2 separate regions of the Homo sapiens genome follow, and region 2 is linked to region 1. The links are chromatin loops, found by intact Hi-C in ENCODE. Cell type or tissue: PC-9. All regions are shown on one strand.

What was found. A loop is a pair of places that touch in the nucleus more often than their neighbours do. Peaks named below come from ENCODE experiments on the same cell type or tissue, not always from the same donor. Only the 100,000 strongest peaks of a DNase experiment are listed, where the experiment ranks them.
Region 2: a loop joins it to region 1, with 1.9 times the contacts of the local background. A loop is called at or near these places in 3 of 110 quality-filtered maps.

What each region holds. Positions count from the first base shown.
Region 1 is chr3:109,925,950-109,928,449 of GRCh38, reverse strand. No RefSeq gene overlaps it. Among named protein-coding and RNA genes, the nearest start is that of MIR4445, 320 kb to the right of the region's middle. RefSeq lists an enhancer at 716-1,915. In PC-9, no CTCF peak of the experiment used is centred here; a DNase peak (open chromatin) is centred at 1,089; H3K27ac peaks cover 2,500 bases.
Region 2 is chr3:109,730,967-109,733,466 of GRCh38, reverse strand. All of the region lies in intron 2 of LOC124906267 (a long non-coding RNA gene), which reads right to left. Among named protein-coding and RNA genes, the nearest start is that of MIR4445, 130 kb to the right of the region's middle. In PC-9, CTCF peaks have their summits at 1,191 and 1,398 (motif pointing left); no DNase peak of the experiment used is centred here.

The DNA.
Region 1 (2,500 bases):
TTGAGAGGACAGTTCTGACTACAGAAAGAAAAAGCTTATGTTTGTCCGAAACAAAAGAGAAACGTTATTCTAATTACCTTAAAGTATCAATATTCCTTTACCCTAATCCTGACTGATGAACCGTTAACTATGGGACACAGCATTTCAGACACTCACATCCAAGAGCCTATCTATGAATTTGGGGTAGCGAACAATACAAGGTTTGTAGCATTTTTTTCCTAAATGTATTGGCCAGTTGTTCTCACTGTGCTGGGAATCCTGAGAAGCAGTATTTTGTTTGTTTTGTTGTTGTTGTTGTTGTTTTGTTGTTTTGTTTTTTATTTTTTCTCTGCCAGTGTGCTGACCTGCTGGTAGGTACTGAAGACCAACATTAATTCATAGGAACTGACATTTAGTTCAAGGGCCTTTCAGAGTTCAGAAGCATTTAGAAAAGCATCAGTGAAAGCAACTTACATACCTACCCTTACTGGAGATACAGTCCCCACTAGCTCAGAGGTGCTGAATACCTCCTAGTGAATTGTCTTCCCATGTCATTGATGACTGGTTAACTCAGATTCTCCCTTTGCTTTCCATCTTCCATTCATTTAATCATTAAGGCAGAGTACTGGGCTTTGGGGGTATTTTCTTTTTAATTATAAAACTACTGTCTCCAAAAAAATGATCAAAATACTGAAAATTGAAAATCAATATGATAAACACTCACTAAGCACATACAAAAAAATTATTGTTAATTGCATTTTAGTGCATTTTTCTGGCATTGTTTTGTCTCTTATTTTTCCTTCTTTTAACTTTAATGTTCTCAGAATTTGTAAGCATACATGATTGCATTTTCTCATAGCACTTCTTTTACATAGAATAACATGTGATTAAGAGAAAGAATGGTAGTATTGTGTTTTAGTTCTCAACAGGAGGTATATCAGAATGACTAGGAAGATTTTTCAAAAACATTATTTCTCACACAAAGATATGCTTTGATGGAAAGGGAACAGGGGAAGGGGAGGGCATGATTGGTGCCTGTGCCTTCTAACTGAAATTCCCAAGTGACTCATACCCTGTCTCATAACTCAGGAGTGTGACTAAAAGAAACTCAACCTCTGAATGAGGAAACCTAGGTTTTAGTCAGAGCCCCAGCATTCTTTATGTATTTATTCATTCAACTAATACCAAGTGAGTGTTTTCTCGGGCTGCACTGGGCTAGGCTCTACGCTTCAAGTGTTAAAGAAGACAGACAAGTTCTCTGACCTCCTGGAGCTTAAAGTTTAGTTGATGTGACAAGCATTAAACAGATAACCATCTTAACATTAATTTAATTTCTGAATAACATTTTTTTTACCCAGTGTGCTGTGAAAACCTTAGCTATGTGATCCTAGGGAGTTAACCTAACCTCTATGCCTCAGTTTCAGCATCTGCAAGATGGCATAATTCAGACTTGACAAATGACCTTACTAGACTGATGGTAGAAAGATTTAGAAATAATAGTTGTAAATGTGGTGTGAAAAAATATAATGTGTTAAATAAATATTATGATTGCCATCAGTTAGAAAGATTAAAAAATATATGCACACACAAATAATCCATATCTTCCCTTCTAGTTAACATATATATTCTGGTGACACCATCATCAAAATGAAGGAAGATATGATATATCCAACTAGCTTCAGTGATTTCCTCAGTAGATGTGGAATAAGTTAAAGTAATTGTTAATTGATGACTAGGTACAAACATTTCTGCTTATCTATCACTGTTAACAAACTGCACCAAACTTCAGTGGCTTAATAGAGGTTAAGAATTCAGAAAAGACTCATCTGAGAGATTCTTATCTTCGCAAAAGACTGTAACATCAATTGCAGTCACTCAATGGTATTCAGGTGGCGGCTGGGCTAGTGCGGGTTGCGGGGTGAGCAGAGGAAGGGAATGCGTAAGCCGGGCAGCTTGCAAGGAGAGCTGGACGACCAGACTCAGTGGGCCCTTTTCCCCTCCACATAGCCACAGGCGCTCTTTATGTGGTCACCATGTTTTGCTTCTCACATGGAAGATCAGGGCTCCTAGAGTGAGAGTCCCAAGAAACTGAAAGTAGCAATTGCCGATATATTAAAGCCTGGGCCTGGAAATAAGCATGTTTCCCTTCCACTGTATTATACCAAAGCAAATACAAAGTCCACCCAAATTCAAGGGAAGGAAAAATCAATCTCATTTCTCTATGGGAGGAAGGTCAAATAATTTTCAGGCATCTTTAATCTGCTATGCAAATACTGGTAAACATCAACTCTTGCTTAATTCTTTTCTCCACTGGCCTCAGCCCCCATTCATCCATCTTTGTTTCCACAACATGTACAGTGTCAAGTAAACTCCTCATTTTATATAAGATTTATAACAAAGAGAGGAAACGGGGGAAAAATTATTCCCTGCAGGCCCCTTAAAGACGTGACTGAAGAGAGAAACTTGCAACAACTCCCTAAACCAACCAGCGTAAGTACATTCAACCCACAAGCTTGGGGAA
Region 2 (2,500 bases), 190 kb after region 1:
TGTTTAAAGCAATACTTGAGACCCCCAAAGCATGTCTAGTAGCACTAAAAAGTTTGAAGATCATTTTAATAAAATTTAAGTATAAGTGAAATCCATGCACTTCTATTATAATACCACTTACCAAATAAATGTAACCATATGACTAGAGGGGGAAGTAATTGCCTTTTATTTTCTGGCCATAAAAAAGAGAACGAAATTCTAATCTTTTACTTTTCTGTTTCTTTCATTTTAATCAATAAAGAAATACAGTGAGCATTCACACTGAGTGATACATTTCAGGTAAAGGCATGAAGTATAATGCACTGAACATTCAAATTATCTCATGAAGAAAACTTGAGATCTGAGCAATTCTCAGTCATCACAGATACCTCAATACAGTCACAATCGCTCATATTTGCATTATTTACCCAAAACTTTATGGACAGTTCTAGGTATTACATTAACTCAAGATTTCAGTCTGTCAATAAGAAAGTAAACAATGGGGAGTCTATTATTTCAGATACCTACTCTATGCCCGGCAAAGTGTCAATCACTGGAAAGAGAAAGGTGTGTAATAGAGTCAGGTTCCCTGACTATAGGTAATCTCCCAGACAATCAATTAATGAAGGTAATTCCCCACCAGTGCCACCATAGTTCATGCAAAAGGGAGAGAGTCTGAGAGTGCACACTGGGAGGACCCTACAGGATCCTGGGCTTTGGCAATTCCAACTGTGGTCCATGTTCCCACCTCTTCCTTAGTCCTTAAGGCTTCCTGTTTCTAAGATGGTGTGCTTTATGGTGTCTGAAAAATAGTGTCTGGAAAATAGGATATACTTTTTCCTTCCTTCCTCATGTGAAAATGTTCATGAGTGCAAGTGGAAGAGAGAAAAACAGGGGAAGACCTTTCCCTCTTACTGGAAAAAAAATGCAGAAGGAAACAGATTTTGTTCATTTGCTCATTTTTTAAAATAAGAATTATTGAACACCTAAGACATTGCAAGACTTATGCAAGTTCCTGGAGGCACAAAGATGGCAAAAGACACTTTCTGCTGGAAAACAGGTCTCAGTTCAGCGGATGAAATGAGGAGTAAGAGGAATCTGCTCCACAGCTATAGCCATGATCTGTGGGGTTTCTGTCTTACATATATGAGTATTTCATGTCATAAGACCATTTTAAAAAGAAGCCAAAAATCCTCTCAAGGAAAAATGTAAAAACAAAACGTGGACTGCAGAAAATGGTGCTTTTTTATCTTTTCTTTTTTCTCTTGCCAATTATTTCAACCAAACAGAATTTTAAATGCACATGTATTTTGTGTTTCTTTAATACATTAACTTATTCTTTGACTCCTTTGTCAAAGAGAAACACTGTTATTACTGCACAGTACTGACATATACCCACCATCTAGTGGCCAAATCTTGTCACTACAGCCTTGCTCACATAGGGGTGAGAGGAACATCTTTCTCACATCATTTTCAGGTGGTTTTTAAGGATTACGTTTAGTGAAAAAGAAGTATTCAGACAATGATGAAGAACACAAAAAAGCAGATTTTATCTATTTTTTCCAAGCCTAAATTGTGAAACATAGAAGCAATTTATATATAAAGAATGCCCTTCCTTTGAGTGCTATAGAGAACTGCGGCTCAGCCAACCACAGCTCCAGTAGGGTTGTCTGGCTTCAGGTGACATGGCAACACCTGATGAGACTGGTGGAAACATGATCACTAGACACAAGCAGGCACACTTTAAGATCCAGACTCATACATCTCCATCCCTGTACTCACTGCAGCATGATTCACAATGGCCAACATGTGGAAGCAACGTGTTATATGTTCATCGACAGACAAATGGATAAAGATAATGCGGTATGTACAAAAAATGAAATATTATAAAGTCTTAAAAAAAGAAAATCCTGTCACATGCTACAACGTGAATGGCCTGGAGAACACGCTAAATGGAATAAGCCAGACACGGAAGGACAAACACTACGCGACATGACTTATATGCTGAGTCTAAAATAGTCAAACCCATAGGAGCAGAGAGTGGAACTGCAGTTTTCAGGGGCTAAGAGAGAATGGGGAGATATTAGTCAAAGAGTACACAGTTCCAGTTATACACGATGAATAAGTCCTAGAATCTATTGCATAGCATAGTGCCTATAGGTAACACTATTGTATACTTAAAAACTTACTAAGAAGGTAGATCATACATTGTGTTCTTACTGCAATAATAATAATGATGAGTAATAAGTGACAGTGATGATTTCATGGGTGATGTGGTTTGGCTGTGTCCCCATTCAAATCTCAGGTTGTGGCTCCCATGGTTCCCACCTGTCATGAGAGGGACACAGTGGGAGGTAGTTGAATTCTGGGGCAGGTCTTTTCCGTACTGTTCTCATGACAGTGAATGGGTCTCATAAGATCTGATGGCTTTATAAAAGGGAGTTCCCTTTCACATGTCCTCTCTTGCCTGCCGCCACATAAGACCTGCCTTTCTCCTTTTTTGCCTTCTGCCATGATTGTG